2 separate regions of the Mus musculus genome follow, and region 2 is linked to region 1. Evidence: chromatin loops called from intact Hi-C (ENCODE). Cell type or tissue: heart. All regions are shown on one strand. Each heading gives the region's core, and the rest is flanking DNA. Links, peaks and the distances in the headings are about the cores only.

Region 1 (15,563 bases), core at 3,912-11,911:
GCTCCGAAATTAATTCTGCATACCTGGAGTCTTTCTTCCACTCCTGTCCCAGGGGAGTTTTGCAGTTCCACGCTGGTTCACAGAATTACGAGTTAAGCTTTCAAGGTGAGTTCTTGTCTTTGGTGGTGTGAAGTATCCATAGAATCTGGCACTGAGCACACAAAAGTATACAGTCCATGTACATGACACACCCAAGGTCAAGGGTCTTTTTTAACATGCCCACTTCTCTCCCAGAACTCAGAGGATTGAACAAGGCATCTCTAGAAGGTTCTTCAGTTCTATCCGATTATGTTTCTGATTCTGGGTGGGACACTTGACTGTTTAGTTTGGATGGCTACAGTGGAGATCTTGGGCCTCTGGAAAGCTTAGACATCTAGAAACTTGCTCTTTTTTTCTTCACACCTTGTTTCTTGATCAGTGACCTCATTTATCATGTACACTTGGGCACTTGGCCCAACACCATGTTTATTTGAGCCTCTGAAGGAAAGTCATCTTGGTAGCTTCCACCAGTTTGTTATGTTAAGTGAAAGAGAAATGAGATCTGAAACCAGCTTGGCTTTGAAAGCACTGTCCCCTTGGTATTGTGCCTCAGGGACATGCATGCAAGTAGCCAGACACTTGCCCTTTCAGGGACAGTTTTGAAGAAGTGAGACTTTCTCGAGTCCTTGTCTTTTCCAGTTGTCTCTGAGGCTTGAGCCCTACGCCATTTATTATGTTGTAAACAATGTAATTTTGGGAATTATATTTCACCAACCGATTTTGGGAATGTACCTGGCATTCCCACCAAGACATGTTGAAATATGCTCGCTGCTTTATGTCTTCTGTGTCCACTAAACAAACAGCAAGTAAATAAACTGGAGTATTGAATGTCAGTGGGTTGTTAGGCAGGAGCTTGAAGCAGACACCATAGAGGGCTGTTATTTACTGGCTTGCTTCCCTGGCTTACTTCACTGTAAAGCAAAGTACTGTAAAGGTGTCTTACTACCTTCCTTATACAGAGCAGTTCCATCTGCCTGGGCATGCCATCGCCCACAGTGGGCTGGGTCTCCCACATAATTAGCAAGTAAGAAAATGCTTCCCACACTAATGCCCATGGGCTAATCTGATGGAGGCAACTCCTCATCTGAGGTTCCCTCTCCCCAAATATGTCTTGGTTTCTATCAAATTGTCAAAAACTACTGTGATTAGTGTTAAAAATTATGGTTATGAGAACTAGGTATTAAAAACTAATTGGGGCCGGGTGGTGGTGGCCCATACCTTTAATCCCAGCACTCAGGAGGCAGAGGCAGGTGGATCTCTGTGATGCTGAGGCCGGCCTGTCTACAGAGCAATTTCCAGGAAAGCCAAGACTACACAGAGAAACTTTATCTCTATACTCCACCACCACCAATAACAACAAAACAAAAACAACAACCAAAAATAAACAAACAAACAAAACCCTAATGGGGACCCAGGGCATGTCTAATCTCTGCCCTTGGGAGTCAGAGGCAGGAGAATCTTTGTGAGTTCTGAGGCTATTAGGGATGCATAGTGAGACCCCACCCGAACACAAAATAACACCCCCTCCAAAATCAAAACAAACAAAAACTGAATTGGTTATTATTAAGTGAAAATCATTGTATATCAGATTTGTTATTTTATATGTTTTGGTTAAAATATGAATAAATTTTTAAGATTAATGCTATAAGCAAAGCAGTTGTTAATCCCAGAGCCATCTCTTGAGCCCTGGACTTTTTTTTTTTTTTAATGTGTTTGGATATTTTGCCTACATGTTATAAAACTGTGTGCCTGTTGCCCATGGAGGCCAGAAGAGGGAGGGCACCTAGAACTGGATTTAAAGACATTTGTAAGCTACCACGTAGGTGACGAGGATCAAATGTGGGCCCATTAGATGAGCAGTCTGTGTTCTTGGTTGTTAAACCATCTCTCCTGCCCCCCACCTCCTTTCTTAACATCAGACCCATGGGGAGATTTTGAGCATCATTGCAGCAATAGCCAGTTTACCCTTTTAATTTTCTTGGCCTTGTTCTATTAACCTTACTGAGTCCTAATGTCGCAGTAAAATCAATCCATTTGGCCGGCAGTGGTGGCGCACGCCTTTAATTCCAGCACTTAGGAGGCAGAGGCAGGCGGATTTCTGAGTTCGAGGCCAGCCTGGTCTACAAAGTGAGTTCCAGGACAGCCAGGGCTATATACAGAGAAACCCTGTCTCAAAAAAAAAAAAAAAAAAAAAACGATCCATTTCACTTATGCAGTTGGCATGACACTTTCCATCTGTCCCAAAGTTTGCCCTGCCTCTTTTTGTCTGTCTGTCTGTCTTTCTCTCTCTCTCTCTCTCTTTCTTGGTGTGTGTGTATTGAGATGTTGAGATAGGGTTTCTCTACATGGCTATCCTGGAACTTACTTTGTAGACTCTCCTTGAACTCACAAAGATGCGCCTGCCTCTGCCTCCCTAGTGCTAGGATTAAAGGCGTGCCTAGCCCTGACCTCACTGGTTTATGACATCTGGAACCCATCTTTTACTCCATGACAAAAATATGGCTACTTTGCTATAAGTTCCTATAGGTCAATTTTACCATTTTTAAAACTTCAAATTAATCCCCCTCCCCCCCAAGACGAGGTTTCTCTATGTAGCCCTGGCTATCCTGGAAATCTATATAGACCAGGCTGGATGCGAACTCACAGAGTTCTGCCTCTGCCTCTGGAGTGCTGGAATTAAGGGCCCACCTACTACCCAGCTATGAATAGATTCTCAAAGTATATATTCACACCTAGCTGGGTTCTTTCACTTATAATAGTGGGTTTTAGAATCATTTATGTTGCCTTCCCTTTTAACATCTGAATAATATTCCATTAGGAATACATTCTATAGTTTATTCATTCACCCGTTGTTTTCCAGTGTTTGGTTATCAATAATGCAGCTATTTTTGTGTGGATATAGGTTCTCACTTGTTTGGGTGGAGTTCCTGAATATGTTGGGCTTTCTGAGAAGCTATTTAACTATTTTCCAAAAAGAAATGTTATTTTATAGCAATGCATGGTAATTGTAAAAAGTCACTCTTGGAATTTTGAACCAGGTCTACAATTCATTTATCTAAAAGTACCCTTCTCTGTTTGTACATGAAAGATTCATTCATGGCATACATCTTTAATCCCAGCAATCAGAAGGCAAAAGCAGGTAGATCTCTGTGAGTTTGAGGCTAGTCTGGTCTACAAAGTGAGTTCTGGAACAGCCTAGGCTAAAGAGAAACCCTGTCTTGAAAAGAAGAAAAAAAAAGAAGAAATAAAGAAAAAGATTCAATCATGAATGCTGTGCAAATGACCTGGAAAAATATGAATCATTTTCTAGGATCAAGTCTTGATCTTTATTTTATTTTTTTTAAAGGGATGATTCAGACGAATATAGCTTCCAAGACTCAAAGGCATGTTGTGAGAAGGCCAGTTTTTGTTTCTTCGAAGGATGTGGAGCAGAAGAGAAGAGGTCCAGAGTAAGTGTTCAGCAGCTGTTAGCTCAGGCCATGATCTTGCTGCGTCATGCTGCGTCATGCTGTGTCATGCATCTGGAGGTCTGTGTTCTTGGGAAGTTCCTGCCTCTGTCTTACTGTAGTTTCTGTTTGATTTATCTATGAGTAAGGAAATTGTTAAGCAGTGTGACATAACTGAAAGTTTCCTGGCCAGGGGACTAGGGAGTGCAAGCACTTGGTTAAGCTTTGTGTAACAGATACAAGGCCTTGGGTTTAGAGTGTAGGAGGAAGGGATGCTATACCATGAAACCAGCATCCGCCTTTAGCTTACAGGCTATTTAGCTGCTCGCTCTCATCTGCACTCTGGGCCTTACTTGCTCCAGCTGCGACTGGCTGGATCAAGGAGTGTACAAGTGTATACACTGGATTTTTGTTTTGTTGGGGGTCCTCTCTGTGTCTTTGGTTGTGCTGAGAGGACAGGAGGCTGAGAAAGAGGCTTAAGTTAGTAGCCTGGGGAAAGAGCTGGAGAGATGAAGTTCACTAAAGGCATTGGTGTTAGATTTAATCGACTTGTAATCATTGTACCCATGGGGCATTTCAAGGTGGGTTTTGCTGTGGGGAATTCATTGTAACTTGCCTGTCTCTATGAAACTCAGTAAAATCTCATTGTTCGAAAACTTTGCAGTTGGATTTTTTTCCCCTCTAGGGGTGTGTGATATATGAGTCAAGGCAGGTGTAAAAACCAAGCTGTTCTAGATTCTTGTAGCTATGAGAGCCCAAGGTGGGTTATCTATCACCAGGCAACGTGAAAATGACGTCTAGAAAGTGCTCGAATCTGGGATAGGCAGGAAGTCATGTCCGGGAGGGATGTGCGTGCAGGATTGGTTCAGGTTCTAGGTCACCTAAGCTCACACCTGTCCTCCGTCCATTATTAGCCCCTGGGGTTTGGGCAGATGGGCCACACTGCCCCCTCTCTTCCACACAAAGGCACGAGGGCAAGAGCACGTTCCCTGCTGAGATCACCTTCAGAGCCTGGAACAATGGCCCGTGCGACTGGTGTTCAGTTAGTGAAAGCTGCTTTGGTTTGTTTTCCTCCTAGTGTCAGACTCTGTGACAACACATGTGTACATCTAACAAAATTGTCAACAATTCATTAAACGCCAAGTAATACCCATTTCACGGTCTATTTTCCCATTCTCTTTGAAATTACTTTTGATAGTTGATTTATCCCCAAGCTGCTTTTCAACTATTTAAGTGTACCTGCCTCTATTTTATTTATTTATTTATTTATTTATTTTGAGACAGGGTTTCTCTGTGTAGCCCTGGCTGTCCTGGAGCTCACTTTGTAGACCAGGCTGGCCTCGAACTCAGAAATCCACCTGCCTCTGCCTCCCGAGTGCTGGGATTAAAGGCGTGCGCCACCACGCCCGGCCCTGCCTCTATTTTTAAAGAAATGTTGTGTGGGGGCTGGAAAGGTGGCTCAGCGGTTCAGAGAACTGACTTCCAGGGGATCAGAGTTTGGTTCCACATAGCAGCTCACGACTGTCTGAAACTACATCAGTGCACATAAGATAAAAATAAACAAATTATATAAAAGTTATGTGTGTGCGCATGTGTGCTGTGACCTCACCAATTCTGGTACGGGTGGAGGGCAAAAATTGACATTGGTATGCTGTCCTCAATCTACCTTGAGACAGTTGCTAGCTGACACTAGAGTGTGCTCACCAGTGAGACTGGCCAGCCAGCACGTCCCTGGACACTTGTTTCCATTTCCTGCCAGTACTGGTGTTATGGGGGCAGGGGTGGGGGCTGCCATGCATGACTTTTTTTTTTTAAAGATTTATTTATTTATTATATGTAAGGACACTGTAGCTGTCTTCAGACACTCCGGAAGAAGGAGTCAGATCTCATTACGGATGGTTGTGAGCCACCATGTGGTTGCTGGGATTTGAACTCCGGGCCTTTGGAAGAGCAGTCGGGTGCTCTTACCCACTGAGCCATCTCACCAGCCCCATGCATGGCTTTTTTATGTGCATGCCGGGCATCTGAGCTCAGAGCCTCACTTTTCCCAGTTGTAAACGCAACTTCTATTCACCTAATATAATTGTCTTCTCAGATGCTTACTGCTGGATAAAGCTCACCCTTTCTAGTTCTTTCTGAACTCGGGTTGACTGACTCATAATCTTTTCGATTATGATTATGATTCAGTCTGGCTTCTCTCAGCTTTTCACTGAGTTCTCCTCCTTGTCCCAAACTAACTCAGGAAATGTGTTCTAATCTTCTGGCTTGTTCTTATTCTCTGGCTTCAATTGCCTCTGCTGACCTGCACGAGAGCTCACAAATATCACAAATGAACTCAGCTCCCTGAACTGACCTCCAGCTGACTCCTCAAAGTCCACTCAACTGAACAGACTTCCCAACTCTCTACATTGCTATTAAATAGCTTTTCTCTCTCTTTTTAAAATAGATTTATTTTATTTATATGAGTATACTGTGGCTGTCTTCAGACACACCAGAAGAGGGCGTCAGATCCCATTACAGACGGTTGTGAGCCACCATGTGGTTGCTGGGAATTGAACTCAGGACCTCTGGAAGAGCAGTCTTAACTGCTGAGCCATCTCTCCAGCTTTTCTCCTGAAGGCTAGGCATATCCTATCTGACTCTTTCAATCAAAAGTTTCTCTGGTTTGTCACTTTGTCTGCCTCTCAATTAGATGTCATTGTTTGGAATTAAAGGTGTGTGCTAAAGGCGTGTCTGCATTCCTAGAAGGTCTTTGGATGTGATCAGAGCAGCTATATTGCTGGATTCCTCTATACCCCATGAACCATCTTAGTCCATCCTCCAGATTTTCTTTTCTTTTCTCTCCCCAGCGCTCCCCCCCCTCCTTTTGCTTATATCTGAGATAGGGTCTCTCTATGTAGTCTTACCTGACCTCAAATTCAATATGAAGACCAGGCTGTCTTCAAACTCATATTTATGCCTCGTTCTGCCTCCTGAGTGCTAGGATTAAAGGTATGTGCCTTCACATCTGACTACCCTCTATTTTTAAAATGCAATTTTTAAAATAAAGGGTAAGAAAAAAATAGGTATTTTGATCAATCAAAATATACGCCATCATATTCCAGTGAGACCATTTTATGGGTGGCTTCTGTTGGCTGGTTAGTAGATTTTGAGGACTTGTCAGGTCCAGGCTGGGTTTTTGGTCCAGGCTGGGTTTTTGGTCGGGATGCTATGCTCTGGTTAGTTACCCTGTTTACTGACGTTAAGGGATGGCTGTGGGTATTTCAGTCTTCCAGCTGATCTCTCACCCTGAAATCTTTGCTTACCTGTCTATCATTTGGCAAAGAAGTTACAAGACACACAGGCTCCCCCTGACAACCTATACCTTTGAAGGTTGAGCAGATACGTCAAAAAGAATTGGTGCCTTTAGTTTTATCTACTATCTATCCATCCATCCATCCATCCATTCATTTACTCAGTGCGTGTGTGTATAGGTGTGTGCACCCCACACACAGGAGGTCGTCAAGAACAAACTCTAAAGAGTCAGTTCTTTCCTACAACCTGAAAGGATCTAGCAATGAGACTCGCCATTAGGCCTTCATGCAGGCATCTGTACGTCCTGAGCTATCTCGCCGTTCCGTGCTTTTACAGTGTAAAGAAGTGGGAGAGAGAGTGTTTACATTACTAAATTCCCCCTTTTTAAAACCTGTGGTTGCTGGAACCAGGAATTTTCAGGGGTAGTTCAGAGGATATACAGAAGTCAACACCACATTTCCCAGAAAAGCCCTGACTTTCTGGCTGTGTGTTGAGGGTACAAAGAAAGGGAACCGAGTAAATTTTCCTTCTGTCTTTCTTTGTAGCCATCAGCCAGTGATGCCCCAGGCAGATGCTCTGACCCTGTTTTCTTCTCCCCAGAGGAATGCTAGCACTGTTTCTTCTAACGAATATGAGGTAACTGGCTTTGCTTGTTTGGTGGGTGAATCCTTTAAAGGTAGGAAAATGCTTTACAGTAAGCATATGGATTTGTTAACAGAATGAGTGAGTTGCTTCTTCAAACCCTAGCTCCAGAGTCAAAGGCAAGGTGCCTGGGTATAACCAGGATGCTTTCTCAGAGAACAACTGTTCTATAGGGCATCTCAGTGTCTCCAGAGATGCAATGTCATTCAGGCAGATTCTCACAGCCATCCTGTGAGACCATAACTGATAAAGAAAGCAGGATTCTGAGAGCAACAGTAGCCCAGCTTCCTGTGTCCCACGCTGTCACCATCCCGGTGGAGACAGGACTGTTCCTAGTCTGGTTTAGCCTTTACATCTGGCTCCAGCTTTTGTGAAGGCCAATCTGCATGTGTTCCGTAGGCATCTCTGATCTCTCTGTCACTGGTTGGTTTTGGAATTTGAACAATTAACTTCCTGGGTCTCTTGGACTAAGTGGTACACCACAAAGGTTGGCCTGAACAGACAGGTGTATGTGCCTGTTGGTTCATTACCAGATATGGGCATGCTAAGCCAGCCCTGCCCTCCTGAGAACAGCAGTGGTTGACAGGGCACGGGCGGGCACATGTGATGATTAGCATGCTCTCAGTGTTTCCTAGGTAACATAGAAACATCTTTTTTTCCCCTTAAGTTTATAGAGCTCAATAACCAGGATGAGGAGTATGCCAAAATAAGTGAACAGTTTAAAGCATCCATGAAACAATTCAAGATTGTGACGATAAAGAGGATATGGAACCAGAAGCTCTGGGACACTTTTGAGAGGTGACATAATCAGACCTTGTTTGGAGGGTCATGTTATTCGAGTAGATCAAGAGGGGCGTATTCATTTTATTATTTTATTTGTGCATTTATTTATTTGACACTAGGGTGCGGGGCATGCACATCACAAGAAAACTTGCTGGAGGCTGTTGTTCTCCACCCCCCACCCCCCACCCCGGGCCACATGGGTCCAGGTGACTGAACTCAGCTCTTGTACCCAGTGGCGGCCATCTTGCTGGCCTAGTGTTCCTGGTACTGAATGTCACATTTCTCTTTATCAGAAAGAAGCAAAAGATGAAAAACAAGACTGAGATGTTCCTATTTCACGCGGTGGGCCGGATTCATATGGATTACATCTGTAAGAATAATTTCGAGTGGATCCTACATGGAAACCGGGAGATCAGATATGGAAAAGGTTTGTGCTGGAGGAGAGAGAACTGTGACTCCAGCCATGCGCATGGTTTCCTTGAGATGCCCTTGGCATCACTTGGTAGAACTGCATCTCTGGACTCCAGTGGCCTTCAGAGAAAATAAGCTGAGTTACCTTGTTAGGACAGCTCCATTGTCTTGAGGGTGCTTTGCCTTGGCCCTAGGGCTCCTTGTCTGTTTGTCTTTTTCTCTGGGAACAACTCAAGATCTTCCTATTTGTAAACTGTTCCGTCTGCTGGCTATGTTCTCTGCCATTGCTGTTTACTAGAGATGGCTTTTCCTGATCGCTGTCTGTGGCTGCAGAGCTATTCAAAGTAGCTTTCTAATTAATGCCACTGATGGTTCCAGGGGAGAGTGGGGAGAAGCCCGTTCTCATCTCAGGGCTCTGCCCTCACACAGAATGCTTTTTTTTTTATGAACCCTTCATTCTTTGTGGGTGTTTAAGGAATAAGATATGGTCAGACCTGACAGTGCAGGCTTAGGAGGCCGAGGCAGGAAGATTTATTTAGTCCAAGGCTAGTGTGTACTACAAAGCTAGCTCAAAGCTAGCCACAACAACTTAGTAAGACCAAGTCTTAAAATAGAAAGAAAAAAGGTTGGGGCTATTTCTTAATGGTAGAGGCCTGGTCTAGCCTGAGAGAGGCCCCACAGGTTTAGCTACAGTACCAGAAAGAGAGAAAAATAAAGTATAACGATACAGATGTATAGAAATGTCATGGTCAAACCCAGTACATTGTATGCTGACCTAAAAATTAAATGAACAAGAAGAGGATGAGAAAGATGATGATAATGATACAGCGATTCTGGTGGCTATTGTATGCTGTAGGTCTGGGGCAGTTTAATATAGAAGTTTATAGTAGGGCCCAGACCTAGCACAGTACAAAATAATAATACAAAATAGTTGGGTGTGGTGGTGGGTTTGTTTGTTTGTTTGTTTGTTTTCAGACAAGGTTTCTCTGTGTAGCCTTGGCTGTCCCAGAACTCACTCTGTAATCCAGGCTGGCCTTAAATTCAGAAATCTACCTGCCTCTACTAAATGCTGGAATTAAAGGCATGTGCTGTCACTGTCCAGCTTTGGTGCATGAGTGTAATGCAGTGGCAGGAGACAGGGAAGGGGGCAGAGGCAGGAAGGAGGCAGAGGCAGAGGCAGGAGGCAGGAAGGGGGCAGAGGCAGGAAGGGGGCAGAGGCAGGAAGGGGGCAGAGGCAGGAAGGAGGTAGAGGCAGGAAGGGGGCAGAGGCAGGAGGCAGGAAGGGGGCAGAGGCAGGAAGTGGGGCAGAAGCAGGAGGAGGACAGAGGCAGGGGGATCTCTGAAATTGAGTTTAGCCTGGTTCACAGGGAAAGTTCCAGAAGAGCCAGGCCTACCTATTGAGACCTTGTCCTTCAGTGACTCAGGGACTCTGGATCAATGTGGAGCACAGCTGTAAAGATCAGTCTGGTCAAACTGAGGAGCTGGGAGCATAGAGGAAGGAGTGAGAGCAACGGCTGGATTTGTTTGTGTGTTTGGTTATTTTCCAATTCCTGACCTATTTTCTAAGTCAGCAGAAAGATCCTGGATGGACTAATTTAATTCTCTTGCAAATACCTTTGTTTTTGATTAAACCTTACATTGATGAGAAGACAGCACCATGGGGTTTGGGGAAGACATACAGAAGAAAGCTCAGGGCTGAGGAGAATAGTTCAGGCTCAGTCAGAGGACCTGAGTGCAATGGAGACTGGATGACGGGTCTCTTGTAACCTCAGTGCTGGGGAGGCAGGCAGGTACATCTCTGGGTCTCTCTGACTGGGCAGCATAGCCTGGATGGCAAGCTCAGGGCCAGTGAGGGGTCCCACTTCAGTCAGTCAACAGTAAATAGATGTGGATGGCACCTGCACCTAAGCTTGTCCTCTGACTTCTACACACTTCCACACACATGCATGTGTGCCTGCATTCTCACACACACACACACACACACACACACACAGTTCAGGCTGTAATCACAGTCCTTTTGTGCCATGTAAAGTGAGGGTTCCCCTTAAGGGTGTCAATGTCTTTAACACTTTTAACCACCTTGCTGGTACCTGTTCTCTGTGCCCTGCCCTCAACTTTAAACTGATTCCTTATTCTTTCCCTGGCAAAGTGGACAGCTTTCATTATCTTCCTGCTCTGCATTCTCATTGTAAGTCTCAGTAAACACAGTGAGAAATCTGCAACCTTATTGTTAACCATCTTGAAATTCCTCCTGCCAGACAGCTTAGGCAATTACCTTTATATTCAGCTTCATTCAGATAGTCAGGACATGGGCTAGAGAGATAGCTTAGAGGGTTAAGAGTACTGGCTGTATTTTCCAAAGGACCCTGGGTTCAATTCCCAGTACCCAAATGGAGGCTCACAGTCATCTATAACTCCAGTTCTAGGAGATCTGATGTCCTCTTCTGTTCTGCAGGATTCTACACACATGTGAGCCACATATGCTCACACAACTACATACACATGGCCTGAAGAGATAGCTCAGCAGTTAAGAGCACTGGCTGCTCTTCCAGAGGTCATGAGTTCAATTCCCAGCAACCACATGGTGGCTCACAGCCATCTGTAATGGGATCTGATGCCCTCTTCTGGTGTGTCTGAATGCAGCGACAGTGTACTCACATATATAAAATAAAATAAAATCTTAAACAACTACACACATATAAAAATAAAAGAAACAATTTTTAGAAAAGGAAGGAAGGAAGGAAGGAAACAAACAAACAAAAAAAGATCAGGATATAGGCAGAGGCAACCGTACACATTGGTTGGTTGCTGGGCTATAACACAAATGGCTACTAGCCCAACCCCCAATACAGCTTTCATTTCTCTGTTTCCCCATAAGCACTGCCTTCCGTTTTGGATTTGGTTTTGGGTTTTTTTTTTTTTTTTGTCAGAGTTCTGGTCTTTCCCCCCTCCCAGAGCAGCCCCCTGACCTCTGCCTGCCCCTCTAGGCCACAGATCCATTCCCTCCATAGACCAGCTCCAAAGGCTACAAACCTTGGGTCAAGTTTATGACAGCAACAGCCCCACTTTTTCACATCAGTTTTCTGTATTGGTTGTCACCATGACCAAATACCCAACAAGAAGCAACTTAAAGAGCCGGGCGTGGTGGCGCACGCCTTTAATCCCAGCACTTGGGAGGCAGAGGCAGGTGAATTTCTGAGTTCGAGGCCAGCCTGGTCTACAGAGTGAGTTCCAGGACAGCCAGAGCTACACAGAGAAACCCTGTCTCGAAAAACCAAAAAAAAAAAAAAAAAAAAAAAAAAAGAAGCAACTTAAGGGGTAATGGATTTATTTTGGTGGGAAAGGCATAGCAGCAATAATTCTAGGCACCTGGTCAAAATGCAGCCAGGGTCAGGAAGCAGGTGGGGGGATGCTAGTGTGTGTCTGCTTTTCTTCCAGTTTCTTTTTTACTCAGGCTGGGTTGCCAGCCCTTGGAATGACTGACGTTACCTGCATACAGGTGGGTGTACTGGGAGATCTCTCTGGAAGTGTTATCAGAGACGTGCCTCCCACCTGATTGGAACTGCATGCAGTTAGTTATGTTGATGCTGAGGATTAACTATTGAGGGCTTATAGGTGTCAGTCAGGTGTTGTTGGCAGATGTTTCTTTCATTCATATCAGTGACTGATTCTTTGTATTCTGTTACAACCTATGCTCGCTGATAGTAATTCTCCACTTTTTTTCTGATCATTTCTAGGAAATTATTTTACAAAAGAAGCCATGTATTCACACAAGAGTTGTTCATATGATTCCAGAGGCACTGTCATGTTCGTAGCCCGAGTCCTGGTTGGAAGTGTCATTGAAGGAAATATGACATTAAGTAGCCCTCCCGCGCTCTATGACAGCTGTGTGGACACCAGGCTGAATCCGTCCGTCTTTGTCATTTTCCGGAAAGAACAGATTTACCCAGAGTATGTGATTGAGTATATGGAGTTAGAGAAAGAGAAAGGATGCATAATTAGTTAGAAAGGATGTATACCATGCTGAAACCATTCTGTTGCTATTTAGGACCAAAACATTTTCAGACAGTAGGTAGGCTTTTACATTCCCTTGCTCCGTTACCTAACGACTTAAACCAGTTCCTTGCTTCCCCCATCCCTACACATTGTTCCTAAGTCTGATTTTACCTCCCCAATACCAGCCAGTATCAGGTGTTCTTATAGTCCTTGGCGCCTTTGCATCTAATTCATTGGTTCTAGACGAACTATTCTGTCAGTTTTTACCACCTAGTAGGCAATACCTGTTTTGTCTAATATTCAAAGTGCAATTCGCGTCTAGATTATCCACACAATTTCACTAATTGAAAAATATCAAATTTACTATTATAATGTAAGAGAGAAATATAGGTCATAACTTCGGCACGACTTTAAGTACTAAGCAATAATGGAGTCGTCAGACGCCTCCGCTTACCGTGAACCAGTATGAGCTTGGGAGAAAGGAACTGGAAGAACATGAAAAAGCAGGGGCATGTGTAGACATTAGTGAAAATTAACAATGCACGTTATTTGCAAATGTCAGCAATTATCTGTACATGGTAAGAACGAAAAATACCTTCATTGAAATAAAGCTACAGCACAAGACAACTTACAGATTGTGAAACAGCGAGAATGAAGAGCTACATTCTTGCAGACGAGCTGTAGGTCGTACACGAATGTCTAAAGAGACATTCAAAACTCGAATAGGGTGCAGAGTAATTTCTTACTGTGAGGAATTGCCCAATGTATGGAAAGATGCATAGTTGGCTCTCACATGCTAAATGCCAGTAGCGCCCTCCTTCGCTTGAAGTCATGACAACCACAGTCCCTACTAGACCTGTTCATCTTTTTTTTTTTTTTTTTTTTTTTTTTTGGTGTTTTTGAGACAGGGTTTCTCTGCGTAGTCCTAGCTGTCCTGGAACTCACTTTGTAGACCAGGCTGGCCTCGAACTCAGAAATCCGCCTGCCTCTGCCTCCCGAGTGCTGGGATTAAAGGCGTGCGCCACCACGCCCGGCTCTGTTCATCCTTTTAAAGGTAGATCTTTTATAACATCCTTTGCCACCTTGAGATGATTTATAGGTAATATAATCTACATTTGAGTTTATTCAGACTTAATTTAGTGCCCTACTTGTGTTATAATGGAAACTTAGAAGGTCAGAACTCTGTAATGGACATAAACTGTTAAGTACTCAGGCATGACTACGCTATCAGCTACGAAACATGTTAACTCTCACTAGGAATAGCTTTGGCTTAAGAGTCCAGCAGGGGCAACTTCCTGAGATGAATGAAGTACAGGAAAATGAAAGATTAGAGGGATGTGTGACGGAATACAGTATTAGGGTTCACCATAGCAGACTCTGCGCTTTATCTGTCTATGGTGAAGGATAGGGCGCAATCACTTTAATTGTAATGATAGATAAATAAGACAGGACAAACTACAGTTTGTCTCAGAGGAATCCAAGGATTCTTTTTCAGACAAGTTGTAGGTCCCGCATACATGTCCACCAGGACATTAGACAGTCGTAAAGATGCAGAACGAACAGTTTGTGTGTGGGACTGACCCACCCACACACAGCAGGGCACTTGTTCTGCCTCAGGCTGCATCTACTCAGTGCCGTTAATAAACTTTAGATACAAACCAACAACCACCATTCTCCAGTATACTACAGTGGGAATCACTGATCTAGTTAACGGCAGCACTCTTGGATTAATTCAATTGTTATTTCTACTCTTTAACAACAGAATAAGCCAGATCCTTGACTCTCAAGCCCCCAGTTTTTAAAAACAAGGTGTTCCTTGATTTATAATCCTTCTTGTTTATGCTGTGTTCTTTGATTTATAATCCTTGTTTGCTCAATAAAAAGAAAAAATAATTTGATTCATTTGCCCTCATTTGGTCTGTTTATGGTTCTTTCTTTTTCTAAAATTTATTTATTTTATGTATGAGTACACTGTAACTGTCTTCAGACTCACCAGAAGAGGGCGCCAGATCCAGATCCCTGGATCCCATTACAGATGGTTGGGAGCCACCATGCAGCTGCTGGGAACTGAACTCAGGACCTCTGGAAGAGCAGTCAGTGCTCTTAACCACTGAGCCATCTCTCTAGAACAAGCAAGCAAACAAACAAACAAACAAACAATCCACTACTGACAGCAGACCGAAAGGCAAGACAGGCATGGCGACAGCTAAGGCTGCAGTGGATTGGCACAGCTTTGGATTACAAACTTCGGGAGAGGTGTTAGAAGCCATAAACACACTTTTCCTCCTCTCTTGGTGGTAATAATGTTGGGCTAAGATATAAAAGTTAATTTATAGGCAGAATTAACCTCTTGGCCAAATTTCAAAAACCTTTCTTTAAAGCTGGCTGTGGTGGCAAATGCCTTGAGGCAGAAGCAGGAAATTTTCTGTGAGTTCTAGGCCAGTGTCTTAGCTAGGGTTTCACTGCTGTGAACAGACACCATGACTAAAACAACTCTTAAAAAGAACATTTAATTTTGGCTGGCTTCCAGGTTCAGAGGTTCAGTCTAATGTCTGAGGATATAGCTCAGTTTATAAGAGTACTTGTCTAGATTACACAAAGCATTGGGTTCAATTCACCAGTGGTGAGTATGCCTGTAATCTCGGCACTTGGGAGGTGGAGGGTCTTCAAGTTCAAGGCCATCCTCAGCTCCGTAAGTAGCAGGTTCAATGCCAGTCTGTAATAAATGTGCCTGGTTTTTGTTTGTTTTTAAAGTGGGGGCCCTTCTCTACTCATTCTTTTTTTTTTTCATCACAAGCTGTGGGTCATGGAGAGAAGACCAAAGAGCAATGTGCACGGTAGCACACATTCGACAAAGTGAGAACAGAACATCCATGAGTTGAGTGAGCCTCTATGCCAGAAAGGCACTGTTTTTTGTTTTTGTTTTTGTTTTGAGACAGGGTTTCTCTGTGT
Region 2 (15,563 bases), core at 4,281-12,280, 150 kb after region 1:
CCGTCAAGCCCCAGCCATCCTGTCTCTGCCCAACATGGTGCCGGCGTTACAGGTGGATTGTGACTGTACCCTTCTTTGACATGGCTGCTAGGGATTTAAATTCAGGTCCTCCAGTTTATACAGCCAGTATCCTTACCTGGTGAGCCATCCTCACAGTACCCCGCTTCCTATTTAAAAGCTGAATAGTACTCTACTGTGTAGATATACCACATTCTGTTTATCCATTCACCTGTTGATGGGCTTGGGCTTTTTCCACCATGGCTATTGTGATCCGAGCAACTACGAACAATAGCATCTCTCTCGCAATTTCAGATGCTGAGGTGGACATGATCAGCTGCCTTTGTTCTGGTGCTGTGGCTCATTGGCTGTTACCTCTGGTATAGAGTTCCAACAGCAGATATCATTATTTGGGGATTTAGCTCGTGGTAGTTTTTCCTCCCACCACTAGAACCGGTGCACCTTGAGGGGTTTTGTCTGCTTGTTCGGCAGCATACCATGCCCTTAGAATGGTGTCTGGCACCGTCAGTAAACATTTATAAGTGTGTAGAGAGAGGGAGGAGGGAAGAGCCTCCTTCCCAGACCACCAGGTTCCAGCTCATGGTCTTTCCAGAAACCTGCGAGGTGATTCCTCCCCCTTTGAGTATGATGTTCACAGCTGGGTCTTAAAGGCATAGCTTCTCTTCTCACATTTGAAGAGAACCATTTTGGGTGAGGACGTACAGAGCAGTCACTTTATGAGATGTTATGGAGTGGGAATTTTAAACCAGGAGACTGGAATCAGCCAAGCTTTTGCCCTGAAACACATATGTGTCCGTGTGATCCCTGGTATGTTCCTCGTGTGGCATTCAAATGTGCCTGGTTGCTTTCCTGTCTTGAGCTGTATGGGGAGCCCCTGGGTCTCTGAGGGAGGTCACATTCTGTCCTGCACGTGAATGAAGATCGTGTTGCTGAGAGACTTTCTCCCGTCTGCTCATCTGCAGCTGTGGACAGGGTGAAGAGGCCATCCCCAGAGTCACAGAGCAACAACCTCTGGGTCGTGGTTGGCGTGGTCATTCCCGTGCTGGTGGTCACCGTAATTGTTGTTATCCTCTACTGGAAGTTGTGCCGCACGGACAAGCTAGACTTCCAGCCAGACACGGTGGCCAACATACAGCAGCGGCAGAAGGTAAGCTCGCACCCGTGTCCACAAGAGCGTCCTTACGGGGCAGACACAAGACCAGGCTCGGATGCTGAAAGACAGGGGAGGACCATTGAAAGAACTCTCTGGTCTTTCGGCAGCATCCTCTGTCCTCATGTGTGTTTACTGTAGCTTTAGTTCTCTGTGTTAGTAAAACATCCCAGGAACAAGACCTGTAAAAGCTCTTTACAGAGTGAGCTTGGGGACCAGTCAGTTTATTGTTGAGAGCTCGGCGGAAGAGTTGTCATCTGTTCACGCTGGCTGTTTCCAGAGAGCACTGGCTGTGCAGGTTCCCTCAGATCCTCTCCTCAGGCACAGATGTGTGTGTGTGTGTGTGTGTGTGCGCGCGCGCGCGCGGGCGCGTGCTTGTACATCTGCGTGCATACCTGAAGGTAGACGTGGTGGCAAGCTACCCAGTGTGAGTGCTCTGAACCATCAGGAAGTAACCACGGAGCCATCTCTCTCTAGTCCCCATTTAATTATTAAAATTTGGTCACTCATGTTTTAAACATTTAAACATCAGGATTATGAATGGACCCCAATCTTCCAGCGTACTCCAGTTCTTCACAGTTCTAGGGAGCCATTGTCTACTGTAGCGCTCTGAATGCTTTTCTTAAAATGGACAACACTGCTTATGTGTCACCTGAGTTCCAGATTTGATTTTCTTTAGATAAGATCAAAGAAATCTCAGCCCCAAATCCTCCAGGTTTTTTTCTCAGTGTCTGTCCATGTTTCCCATGCTACTGCTGGACTTCCTATTTGTTTGTTTGTTTGTTTTGTTTCGTGCTCCCCATTTTTCATCTGTCTCTCCAAAGCATTATGTTTTGTAGAACAGTGATCCTTTTACTTAGGAGTGTTTTGTCATGTGAGGTTCCATATTGAAGAAATTGACTTGGGGTCAGCATCTCTCAGGTGACCTGGTGTGAGCAGAAACCTGGCCTGCATTCCAGAGACAGTCTCTAGCTGTAGACCTTGTTCAGCATGCATGCCAGCCAGCCTGTTTAGTCCGTTCTGCTATATTGTTAGCATGCGCCTACTGTGCAGATCTTTCCTACTTGGAAGGCTTGCTCTATTCTGAAAGTGATAAGATCAAGCAAATGACAGAAGAGCAAGAAATCAAAGATTGCCATGGTAACCTGATTTTATTCAGATGGTCTTTCAAAGAAAATCTCTCTTAGCCAGGCACAGAGGTGCTTGCAATCCCAGCACTTGGGAGGTAAAAGCAGGAAGATCAGGCTCAAAGCCAGCAGGGACAATATAGTGAGATGCTGTTTCCAAAAACAAAATGAAACAAAACTAAACAAAACAGGCTGTGGAGATTGCTCAGTGACTAAGAACTTGCCATGCAAGTGCAAGGATCAGAGTTCAGATCCCCCTGTGCCCACATAAGAACTGGGGAATCCTGGCTAATCCCAGAGCACCTGAGGTCAAAACAGGATCTCTGGGACAAGATGGCCAGTTAGACTACAGGAATCTGAATCTTCACTCTCTGGGCTCAAGGGGAACCAGCACATATCAACTCACATACATGTGAGCATGCATCCACCATACACCACACACATAACCCATCAAAATGGAAAAAGAAAACAAATACCATAAATATTACAGACCACAGCCTACGAAGTGAAAAAGTAGTAAAGAGTATTTTGTTCCCTTATGAATTAATCCTATGCAAAATCTTAATTATTTTACAAGCTTGTGGCTATCAAACATATGAGCAGTATTTTACACACAGACTCTCTTTCCCGTTTCTTATTTCCACAGTCTGCGAGCATCTAGAGTTGGTATTGTTACAGTAACAATTGATGTGAGGAAGGTGCAGCCTGTCTTGGTGCTCAGTGATTCACAGCATGAAATCGGGTCAACGATAGGGAGGGAATTGTTTTGTTCTGGAGAAAGAGGACTGAACAGGATACAGGGGACTGAACCCTGTGTGCTTAGGCCTTTTCTGTGCTCTGTTTCTGGGATACATACGCCTTGTGGCAGCCTTGCCCATCATAAACTATCAGAGGTCAGCATCTCCTGAAGTGAAGACAGGCTATCCCCAAGCTCTCTCCTCTCACTTCTGGGCTAGTTCCATGTGGCAGATGTTGCTATAAATCAAATGGATGGTTCCAAATAGAACTTGTAGCCTGTGGAGCTGCTCTTCTTCTTCTCCAGGGGCTGCAGGGTCTCTGTGTGCACACAGCCTTGTTGCAGCAAAGATCCGCATGGCAGAACCCCAAGGAGAAGGCTGCCTGCTCACACCGTCAGGAGGCGAGACCGTGTCTTATTTGCTGCTCTCTGTGCAGACACTCTGTACATGGGTCTGCAGTAGGAAGATGGCGACCTTCTCTTGGTTTAAAACAAACCTCTCCACTCTCTTCTGAGGCTACACAGCTGTGGTGACAGGTCTGTCGCTGCCCCCTGAGGTAATCAGCGAGGTGCTGTCCTCCTGTGACTCTAGGGTTCACCTCTCTGCTCCTGTGGCTTTCTCTCCCTATCCTGCTCAGCCCACCCCTGATGCTGCCCCGGGTTACTCTGTGAAATCCTCCAGCAAATCTCAGAGTTACAAACATCTGGAAAAAATAAATCTACTGACCTGCGCTTACCACCCCTTCCCTTGTAACGAAGAGACTGCTTCAGATTGTCTGGGGGTCCATGATTTTTTGAAATATGATAAGAGGGAGAGGCCAGTCTGTTTTAGGTTTCCAGGCAGGGCCTTTTCTTATTTCCAGTAATAAAGGGGGGAAACTCTAAGTATCTCTCCTTTATTTGTTTTTGCTTTAATCTCTATCCAAAGCTATCATTTGGTACTATGGATCCTTCTCACCATAAATGGCTGGATGCTGCCAGCCCCGTGGGAATGTGTTTCTCTGATGATCGGGATGGCCTATACCAGTTATTAGCATGGAATTGTAGCCCCTGGGTGGTTCACACCCTCAGTTGCTACTAAGGTTGGCACTGTGTACAGCCAGAAGGAGTTGCCCATGTCATGTTCATCCATTGTCCAGACTCCTAAATGCGCAGGCCAGACTAAATTACAAAAACAGACAGCAGGCATTCTCAGTCTTGTGGGGTGATAGTTTCAGAGAAAAAAGTCTCTCCCCGCCCCCCCATTGACCTCGAGTAGTACAGGCATATTGTATGTGGGCTGTGGCAGCTGCAGGCAGAGTGTGTGTGTGTGTGTGTGTGTGTGTGTGTGTGTGTGTGACTGCTGCCTTCTGAGAGGAGGCGACGCTTGGCTGGAAGAGACAGTATGGACCTCTATCTTAGTCACCAGTTCTCTTGTGAAAAGTGACACCATGACCAAGGAAGCTGGTACAAAAGAAGGCATTTAACTGGGGCCTCACTTACAGTTTCAGAGGTTAGTCCGTTATCATCATGGTGAGGAGAACGGTAACAGACAGGCAGACATGGTGCTAGAGAAGCAGCTGAGAGCTCTACATCCGAATCCACAGGCAGCACAGAGACTGGGCATGCTATGGGCTTTTGAAATCTCAAAGCTCCCCCACAGTGACACACTCTTCCAACAAGGCCACACCTCCCAATCCTTGTAATCCTTTCAAAGAGTCCCTGGTGACCAAGCATTCACATATATGAACTGATATAGGGGGCCATTCTTACGTAAACCACCACAACTTCGGAAGGGATGTGTACTGACTGGTTTTGAGTGTCAACTTTATACAAGCTGGAGTTATCACAGAGAAAGGAGCCTCCCTTGAGGAAATGCCTCCATGGGATCCAGCTGTGGGACATTTTCTCAATTAGTGATCAAGGAGGGAGGGCCCATTGTGGGTGGTGCCATCCCTGGGCTGGTAGTCTTGGGTTCTATAAGAGAGCAGGCTGAGCAAGCCAGGGGAAGCAAGCCAGTAATGAACATCCCTCCATGGCTTCTGCATCAGCTCCTGCTTCCTGACCTGCTTGAGTTCCAGTCCAGACTTCCCTTGGTGATGAACAGCAATGTGGAAGTGTAAGCTGAATAAACCCTTTCCTCCCCAACTTGCTTTTTGGTCATGATGTTTGTGCAGGAATAGAAACCCTGACTGGGTTGTAAGGAACTAAGTGGAGTTGGAGCAAGCTTGTAAGGAAGAGCATAGCCTAAACCATATAACAGAGGACGCTCTTAAGAGGCTTGTAGATGCATGTGAGATTGGAGCTGGGACACAGGCAGCCATGGCAGGGTCTGACGAGAGGAGCAGGCTGGACAGCTGTCCGCTTGCAGTGGTCACTCGGGAAGGCTCTGTGGGTGGTGGCTTAGGGGAAATGCAGTGCTCCTCCTAGCTCTAGACTCTGCTGAAACCTTCTGCATTCTTAGCACTCATGTCTCAGTCACCCCGGCTGCTACCCATGATTCAGGGTGGCCGCTGGGTACCAGAACCTTGGAGTGTTCTCCCACCTCAGAGACCACGGGGTCCTGGTGGCCACAGGGAGGACAAACAGGTGGCTATAACTCTGCCTTGTCTTCACTCTTTAAATGGAGACAACCTGATGGCTGTGGAGATTTTTCACCAATTGTTATCAGTCAAGTAATAAAATTCTACAACGGCACTCCCCACACCAGCATGGGTTCTTTGGGTCAGACTCTTTTGGGGTTTGCTGTATGGTTTCTATGGCCATCTTAACTGCCCTGTCCTTGGGGATCAGACAGGCCTGGGCACTTGGGGCTTCACTGCTGCGTTTTGTTCCATCTGGGTCTTGTTATATTTATGGCTCACATGTTTGAGAATTCATCACGTCTCTCTCTTGTTACTTGGCTGACCTGCTCGCCTACACCTCCCTGACTTGTCAGCAGTGCGTTCCCATGGGGCCCAGACAACTTGATTGTCCCTGGGATGATAGGTTGAGAAAAAGAAAGAACAAAAGGACCATCTTTCTTCAGAAATAACTGCTGTAATTTGAATATTAAAGACTCAAATTCACCATGATCTCTCTCCTATGAGAAACTGATTAAAGCCCATTTTCACGTGGAGGATGGGGATACAGTGCCAGCCTGGCTTTAGTCAAGATTTTATTTTTAAGGAACCGAAAAACTAGCTCCTAGTGCTTCAGAAAGCGACGTTCGGGGTATGTTAAGAGCCGTGAACTCCCCGTCGGGGGCGGGGCACTGCTTTATTGATCTTCTCTGTGTAGATGGCTTTTGTGTTGTGTTTAAGCACAGATGAGTTGCCCTGTTTTTATGGTGGTTGAAGGTGGTGACTTCCCCAGCCTGTGAGCTGGGCTCTCATGAGGATGTTTAAGGATGTGAGCTGAAATCGGCAGTGGGCCACAGGACTTGTGTCTTGGGGGTGAGTCTTGGTTTATCACCCTGGTAAGCTTGGTGTGTCACTGGGCCATCCTGTATTTCACTCAGGCTTTAGCTGTTTGTGGAGGGTCTACTGTGTGTCACGTTGCTATTCACAAAATACTTTATTTAAACTTCCGTACATAGCTGTAGCTGATGTCCTGAAGGATCCACTATTTATATTCATTACTTGGGATTTATTTCATCAACCAGTAGCAGTGAGAGGGCCACCAATCTCATTTGCATAGCCTTGGCATTAATAAAGCATTTTTGCATGTGGCCATGTTTGTGTCTGACCCGAGCCCTGCCATTCTCTAAGGGGAGGCAGTCACTGCTTGGTCGTGGCCTATGTGGAGGGTCCTGCAGGGGCCAGCGCTGTGTGTCTGTTTCGACATTATTCTTTCAGAAGCCTTTGCTTAGAGGGATGGGCTGTCACTCCTGCAATTTGACTAAAGCAAGCCCTGTCATGGGTAACTACGCTCGTTCGTACCTCGTTCTTTAAGACAAGTGCTGTCTTTCCTATGGGAATATGTAGACAAGCTCCCCACAGTTTCTTAGCCAAAGGCCGAGCTGCTCAGATGGCCACAGTTGTCTGCTACTTCTCAGGTGGAGGCACTTTATGTATGAAGAAGCTAAGAGACTATGTAGCTCAGAGGGAAACATATGTATAAAATTGGAAATTGCTCATTTGGGGATTTTCCTCATTAGTTGGGAGTAATTGGTGTCAAATTGTCAATCTTCTAGCCATCTTAAAAAGGCTGGACAGACACTTGAGAATTATGTGGATGGGTAGATTTATAATTTCAAGATGAAAATAATATTTATAATTACATATTTCCTAAGTTAGAACAATGTATATAAGTCTGATAGACAGGAACCCATCCTAATAGTTAAAGTAGTTTGAGTTTTTTTGTTTTTGTTTGCTTTGTTTTTTTGGTTCAAGAGTTACCTAATTTTTCTTATACATACATACACACATACATACATACACACATACATACACACACACACACACTTACATACATACATAGATGCTTTGCCTTTAAGAGCTCAGCTGAATCATTATGGTAACTTAAAACAAACAAGGGGGGCTGGAGAGATGGCTCAGCGGTTAAGAGCACTGACTGCTCTTCTGAAGGTCCTGAGTTCAATTCCCAGCCACCATATGGTAGCTCACAACCATCCATAATGAGGTCTGACTCCCTCTTCTAGGGTGTCTAAAGACAGCTACAGCGTATTTACATATAATAATAAATAATTTAAAAAACAAGGAAAAAATATTGGGGTAGCAAGTGTGGCCTTATGAAGGGCATATTGCTGATTGCTGTTAAGTGTGTTGTTTTAAGAATGTATTGATTATTTTATGTATGTATGTGGTGTGCCTAAGTGTGTGTATGTGTACCACATGCATGGAGGATCCCTTGGAGCCCAGAAGAGGGGCTTAGATCCCCTGGAATTGGTGGTACAGATGGTTGTAAACCACTGTGTAGGTGCTGGGAATTGAACCCAGGTCTTCTGCAAAAGCAACCAGTGACCTTGACCTCTGAACCATCTTTCTGGCCCCTCAAGTACATTATTCATGCTTAAGTCCAAATGTGTTATTCTAGAGCTAATCTGCTATGAACAGAGGGACAACATGCCAATGAGCAGAGGCCGCTCCTGGGGACACTCATTGAGGAAGGGGTCAGCATGGGGTCAGGTGACTGGAACACAACCCGGGTGTCCAGTAACTAAAGGAACCTAATGGAAGTTTCCTGCAGAAACGAATAAGAGTTCAAGAAAACAAAGATGCCTGACATCTTGGCTCTATTATTGCTTTTTTGATTTGAAGTTAAAACTTTGGGTTGTTTTTTTGATGTAGATAAAAAAATTTTTCTTATACATACATACACACACACACACACACACACACACACACTTACATACATACATACAAAGCATACATAGACCCTTTTTGGCTTCTGTGGGAATCTGCACTCACATTTGAACACACAGACACAGACACAGACACACACACACACACACACACACACAGGAAATACAGTTAAGATAGGGAAGGAGGAAGCCATCTTCAGCCTTATTGTGCTTCGACAAAAGGGACCCACTAAGCCCGGTGAGTCCTTGGTATTTGGTGTCTGGAGGTTTCTATTCTCTATACAGAGCACTCCAAGAAGCTACTGTGTTCATAAGAGCTGGGATTCTCTTCAGTAAGGGGCAACAAGACTTTTAAAAGAGTCTGGGGAGGGGGATCCTCTGCTACTAGGAAATGTTTGTCCACCTGCAAGGAGACCAAGTAGACCATTTGGGGGAAGGCAGTTGGTTTTGGGTTTGTCATTTCCCATGAGGTGCTGCTGAGTCCAGAAATGCATGGAACAGCGGCCTGCTCTAGTAAAGGAAGCTCATTAATTAGAGAATATGGTTGCCAGCTGGTCTGCCTTTTGTTTCCAAGCAACTCTTTGTAAACTATCCTTACAGTACCATTTGTCTCCCTCTGCTGGCAGAAGTCATTATCGCAGACTGCCTTTTCCCTGCCCATTTGGATGTTTAACATTAAGAGTATTAGGTCACAAGGCTAAGCCAACAGCATCACTTTTGAGCCGTAAAGTAATGCATTATGACATCACCTTTGCTCCTATACATAGTATATTGTGTGAAAGCATTCCTTAGGACTCTGATAAAGTCAAGCAGCATTCCCAATGAGCAGACCCATCTGGGCAACTTCATCTTTTTCTAAGTTAATTAATTTTTAATTTTTATGTGCCTAAGTGATTTGCTTGCATGTTTGCGTGTGTACCACATGTTCCTGGAGCCCACAAAAGTCAGAAGAGTTGACCCCTAGAACTGGAATCAACAGGCAGTTGTGAGCCACCATGTGGGTGCTGGGAAGCAAACCTGGGGTTCCCTGGAAAAGCAGTGTGCTCTTAACCACTGAGCCACCTCTACAGCCCCTCGGAGCTGCTTTTTTTTTTAATGCACTTCCATTCTCCTATACTGTGCAGGCTGGATTTGAGGAAACTGTTAATACTCACCCTTGGTCCTTGCAGTGTCATTAAAATGATGTCACCAGACATGGTACTGTGCATCTCAGTGCTGTGCATGACCTCCCTCAGAGGCTCAGAAGCTACAGTCTAGAGGAGGTGCAGCCCCCAAGCTCTGATTCTGGGTGTGGTGTTGGGTGCCTTGGTGTCCTCAGAGAGAACGCCTGTGTCTAGCAGCGAGTACAGGGTGCTTCTGAAGACGTTTGGCTGTGGGCCTTTCTAGGAATGCTTTATCCGTTGGTTGCTGGTCCGCTGAGCTCTCCAATGGGCCTGTTCCTTTGAAGTCTCCTGTTTTCTTTCATGCTTCCTTTGCTTCTCCCCAGTTCCAACTTGCTAGATGTTCTCTTAACAAAGACTCTACACTCATGCTTGCATGTCACTGGACAGGCAGCCGCCAGCATCGCCTCTCAGACTGAACATCTCCTCTGTCTTTCAAACTAACCATGTTGAAAAGGAAGTCTGCTGTTTTATCTCCTTTGCTCCTTTAAAGACCCACCCTTAATGTCACTGCCTTGTTGAGGACCAGGCTTCCAGGCCATTCATTACCTGTTCAACTTTGGATTCTTCTGTCTGCCGGGCTTTTCCCTTCCACTGATTTCGAGAGGGAGAGCCAACCTTTCTTCTCTCTCTGTTTCTCTATCTCTCTGTGTGTCTGTCTCTCTGGCTGTCTGTCTGTCTCTCTTTCTCTTTGTTGCGATCTCTCTGTCTCTCTTTCTCTCTCTGTCTCTCTCTCTGTCTCTCTCTGTCTCTCTCTCTGTCTCTCTCTCTCTGCTAGTCTGTGGGCAGACTGTCTTGATTTCACGCACGTGGTGTCGCTGGGTCTTCGAGTCTGCTCAGATTTTAGAAATCTGCCTCTTTAGAAATAGAGGCTGGTTGTCCAGAGGCTGACTTTAAAAGCCGCCGTTCCGAATGCTCTGTGTGCAGCCTGGCTCCTCTCTCCGCCTCCCCACTGCATTCTGCCCCATGAGCGCAGCTACTGTAATCTCTTCTCAGCCTCTGGTAGTCTCCGTTCATCTCACAATTTGATCTACAGCCAAGTCTCTGAAGCCCCTTTCCCTATAGAGAATGCCTCACACACAGGTCTGTGACAGTGGAGCAGGTGATCTGTTGGAATGGTTTTGTATTGTGGTCTTGACATTTAATCCTCAAGTTCTTGTTTAATCTTTCATAAGCATCTGTGATGAATTCTAAGTATAAACAGAACCTGGCACCCGATCTGTTACAGAGATGTTTGTTGAACTGGGTTGGTGGCTTTGCTGGCAGCCTTGGGTCAGGGGTCACGGGCCTCTGGTCAGCCCTCAGTCTCTTGCTGCCCTTGGACCTCACGCTATCCACCCCGTGTGTTTTACTCTAACCACCCATTGTGTTTCACGCTAACCACCCCGTGTGTATTACTCTAACCACCCCGTGTGTTTCACGCTAACCACCCATTGTGTTTCACGTTAACCATCCATTGTGTTTCACGCTAACCACCCCGTGTGTTTTACTCTAACCACCCATTGTGTTTCACGCTAACCACCCCGTGTGTTTTAGCTGCAGATCCCCAGCGTGAAGGGCTTCGATTTTGCTAAGCAGCATCTGGGCCAGCACAATAAAGACGACATCCTGATTATTCATGAGCCAGCGCCACTGCCAGGCCCTGTGAAGGACCACACCACACCCTCAGAAAACGGAGATGTGCCGAGCCCCAAGTCAAAGCTCCCTTCCAAGAACATACGGCTCAGAGGGAGGTTAGTACTGCGCTTTCTAGACTGTTCTCTGCTGCAGACTCTGTTTCCGCTTTCGTGGCTTATTCTGATATCAGAAACACAAGTGATGAGTATTGCCTTGGGCCGGCAGCCTGGGGGCCGGTTGACTTCTCCAGTTCTACACATAAACCCTGAAGCATTTTCTGTTCCTTCTGCTGGGCCTCTGGATCCGGCTGTGTGACATCTTCCCGCCCAGTGCTTATTTGTGTTGGGTTGCTCCCAGGTTGGATTGTGAATCAGACAGCTAGAAGTGTTTCCTGTGGTGACTGTCCTAAGCTTTGTGAAGGTGATACAAGAAAAAAATGAATGAAAAGGGAACAGCAGGGGCCAGCAAGATGGCTCAGCAGGTAAAGGTGCTTGCTGTCAAGTGTGATGGCCTGGATTCGATCCCTGGAACCCACATGGTGGAAGGAGAGTTGTCCTCTGACTTCTGCACAGGTGTTGTCGCACACTTCTCTCTGGAATAAATAGACGGATTGGGGGAAAAAAAAAAAAAAAAACAACCAAAAAAAAAAAAAAACCTTAAGGGCTGGAGAGATGGCTCAAAAGCTAAGAGCACGAATTGTTCTTCTAGAGGTCAAGTCCCAGCAACCATATGGTGGCTCACAACCATCCGTAATGAGATCCGATGCCTTCTTCTGCTGTGTCTGGAGACAGCTACAGTGTACTCATATAAATAAAATAAATATCTAAAAAAAAGAAAACCCAAAAACCAGTTAAAGTACACGGCCCATGGCACACAGTCAGTCAGCACGCCTCGTGTGCTTGTGATCCATCCACTGGTAGCTGGCTGTGACCTCCTGCTTTGTCTGCAGGTGATCTTTATCAAGCCCTCCATTTTTCTTTGCTTCTTCCCAGCTTGTGACCTTCGTTAGCACATCACAGGCTCTCACCCGCCCCTCCTTGTCCTTTCCCAGTCTCCCTCCAGTCCCTCCTGTCCAGAAAACAGAGCTTGTGGAGAAATGTGCATTAATTTTTCAAACTGCCAGGAAGGCACTTGTTGCCCTCTGCCTGTGGGAACTAACCTGAAGAAGACAAAGCCAGGATCAGGCCGTGTGAGTTGGCTTCCATTCATAGTTTCGGCCTCTGAGGGTCTCTCTGACCACCTCCCCTCAAGATTCCCAACTCTGGCTTTTGATTGGCTGCTGGGAGTGAAGAAGCCTGTGTCCGTACCAGTGTTCAGCATCCAAACCTGTGAGGTCACTTCTGCCTTGGGGACCTGGCTTATTTGAAGAATGTGAGGGATGTTGGTGCTTGGTCCTTAGGGAAGAAATTGAATTCTGCAGGGAGATGCTCTTGGCTTAATTATTTCCCAGGCCCAGAAGCAGCAAATCAGAAAAGATGATTTAACGTGTTTGTAAAAGTTTTCAAAGAAATGCTTTTTCCCCAGCAGCCTCATGGCAAATGACAGTCGGCTCCCTCGTCACAAGGGTCTTCCAGGTGGATACGGTTATCCTGCTCTGCGCTCCAGTCCCCTCTGTGGATTCAACCACCTGTGCACTAAAAATACTCGGGGGAAATAGTGTTGATGTTGAATTACAGTCTTGTTCTTGTCATCAATATTATTATTATTATTTTAAGATTTATTTATTTATTATGTATACAGTGTTCTTCTGCCTGCCAGAAGAGGGCACCAGATCTCATTACAGATGGTTGTGAGCCACCATGTGGTTTCTGGGATTTGAACTCAGGACCTCTGGAAGAGCAGTTCTCTTAACCTCTGAGCCATCTCTCCCGCCCCTTGTCATTATTCTTAAAGCCGTTCATGGCAGCTATCTGCAGTGTTGTGCACAGTGCTTTATGTAGGCATGATTACAAGAGAATGGAGTTACAGACAGTCATTTTGTATTTCATATAAGAGACTTGAGAGTATCTATGGCCCACAGATATTGAGGGCCAGCCGTGGACACCAGGATGTCTTAGCAGCTCATGTTGCTGTTGAAGGTAGGGAGTCTTGGAGAGCAGGGGCTCACTGGGCAAGGCTGTTCCCTGGCCACGGACATCCTGGTGCTGTGTTACCCTTGACTCACGGAGTCAGATCTCGGGGTCAGGGGTCACTGCCTTAGCGTTGTAAGCAGAGGATTCATCTGAAGGTTTGGAGCTGCTTGAGGTGAAACCAGAGCTTCCCTGGCCTCCCAGGGGCTCAGGCGCAGTTAATGCTAAGCAGGCCAGAGCCCCAGGTTCCTCTTTGTAAAAGTTCACCTCTCTCTCTCCTTCTCCCCTTCTCTCCTCTCTCTCTCCTCTCTCTTTCCCCTCTCTCTTCCCCTCTCCCTCACTCCTCTCCTCCCTTCTTTCTTCGTGTGTGCCCATGTGTACATGTGGAGGTCAGGGAACAGTAATTAGGAGTCAGTTCTCTTCTGCCACATAGGTCTCAGGGGACCATGTGCAGGGCATCAGGCTTGGTGACAAACACCTTTATCTGCTGAGCCATTATTTTTAAGAGAAAGATGTTTGTTTTCTTGTGGTGCCAATGACTGAACCCAGAGCTCTTCAAATGCCGACCAGTACGCAAACACCAAGCAGGCTCACTGTCTACAAGTGACCTAGGGCCTCGGGCCCCAGTAGCTCTGGGACTTCCTCCCCTCCAGCCCTCAGTTTTCTAGCCTTTGTTGGAAAGCACCGTGCTCAGCTGTTGAGTTAGCTGTGCCAGTCTGTCCTCAGGACTGTACCTGTAGTACCATCTTTTAATTTTGGGTTATTTTTCCTAGAAGCCTGCTTCCTGATGAACCTGACGATGTTAACCCTTCCTGTGCTGTTCTGATGCGCGCTTCTCTTTGTCTGCAGAGTTTCCCCCTCAGATGCTGACTCAACAGTCAGCGAGGAGTCCAGCGAGAGGGACGCGGGAGAGAAGGCGCCGGCTGCTGCCCCTGAGAACAAGGCTCTCAGAGCTCCGCAGAGTGGTGCGTCCCTGTCTGTCCTCCCCATGTCTCGTAGGCCAGGGAACTACCCTACTGCAGAAACTAAGCTTAAGAATAATCTACAAAGATGGAGTATATATTAATCATGCTGAGTTTCTCAGCTGTGTAGTCACTTTGATTCCTGTGTTGGTGTCTGCTTCAAGGAGAGGCGCAGGGGTAGAGACGAGGGCTTCACTGAGATGTGCCTTAGTGCTAGAAATTAATTCTCATTTAGTGTCCAAGCAGGACAAGGAGAATTTACTGGAAACTATAGTCCTAAAACTGTCTGTCATTACAGTGACTTTTTTTAGGAACCAGTTTCAGGATGTCACTGTTGGGAAGATGTTTGTTTGTCAGGGGTTCATAACCATCAAGTGTGGTCTTGTTTCTAGATCATTTATCCAGCAGGTTGTTGGGTATAATCAGATGGCTCAGCCATCTTCGCAGGCCAGGCACAAAACAAAGGTCACTCCCACTGTAAAACTCTTTGCTTTGGGTCTAAAACCAATAAAACAACCAAACCAACCAGCCAAACACCTATGCCCACAGGCCTTCCTTGCCTTGGTAATAGTCCTTGGAGTGCTGGCCACGTGACATGTTTTGGATTTTTGGAGACATAGTCTCATGAGGCTCCGCTCTGCCTAAAAATCTGGATCCTCCTGATTTCACCTCCTGACAGCTTGGCTTCATAGTTATCTATTCATTCATTCCATTCATTCATTCATTCATTCATTCATTCATTCAGTGTATGTGTGTATGGGCACATGGGTGAAGGTCAGAGAACAGCTAACTTGTGGGGATCTTTTCTTTCCTTCTAACACACAGGTTCTGGGAATTGAACTTAAGTTGCCTTGCCTGGTAGTGAGGGCTGTTACCCACTGAGCCACCCTGCCTGGGCCCCCCCCCCCCCCCCCCCGGTAGCTTGGCTTCAGCTTAGGTTGTTTTAAATGAGTCTGCTCTGGGTGGAGTGGCTGGGGCTGTGTTTTTATCTCAGGATCCTGTCTCAGCAGTTCAGAGATAAGGGGTTTAATAATGGTTTTTGTACTTGGAGACTTTTGGGGGTCTTTATATATGGCTCGGGCTGGCCTGGCACTCATTATGTAGACCAGACTGGCCTCACCTGCCTTTGCCTAGTGCTGGCATTAAAGGCATATGCCATTATACCTAGCTACATTTACTTTAAAATGTTTTGTTGGGTTTGTTTGTTTGTTTGTTTTGTGGTCAAAGAGGGCATTGGATCTCTTATAACTACAATTTTGGATGGTTGTAAACCACAATGTGGATTCTGGGAACTGAACTCAGGTCTCTGCAAGATCAGCATGTGTGATTAATTTCTCCGTTCTGTTATGTTACATATTTCTTTGTTTGAAAATACAGCACAGACCGAATAACATTCTATAAATGGAGAGAGTCCGGCCCAAGGCCCAAGGGACTCTTGTA

Evidence for each region. Hi-C counts contacts between places; a loop is a spot of excess contacts. Peaks named below come from ENCODE experiments on the same cell type or tissue, not always from the same donor. Only the 100,000 strongest peaks of a DNase experiment are listed, where the experiment ranks them.
Region 2: it touches region 1 in a loop (2.6-fold over the local background); 18 of 42 quality-filtered maps call a loop at or near these places.

The regions. Positions count from the first base shown.
Region 1 is chr6:38,304,246-38,319,808 of GRCm38, reverse strand. It overlaps Zc3hav1 (zinc finger CCCH type, antiviral 1), which reads left to right. Exons shown (of 13, transcript NM_001347122.1): 8 at 1-105; 9 at 3,386-3,488; 10 at 7,325-7,415; 11 at 8,089-8,219; 12 at 8,498-8,631; 13 at 12,353-14,523. The coding sequence ends at 12,621. Among named protein-coding and RNA genes, the nearest start is that of Zc3hav1l, 13 kb to the right of the region's middle. In heart, for the core only: a CTCF peak has its summit at 11,211 (motif pointing left); no DNase peak of the experiment used is centred there.
Region 2 is chr6:38,153,693-38,169,255 of GRCm38, reverse strand. It overlaps D630045J12Rik (RIKEN cDNA D630045J12 gene), which reads left to right. Exons shown (of 20, transcript NM_194061.3): 10 at 981-1,165; 11 at 11,012-11,208; 12 at 14,011-14,126. Among named protein-coding and RNA genes, the nearest start is that of Gm52858, 21 kb to the right of the region's middle. In heart, for the core only: a CTCF peak has its summit at 8,938 (motif pointing left); a DNase peak (open chromatin) is centred at 8,925; H3K27ac peaks cover 308 bases.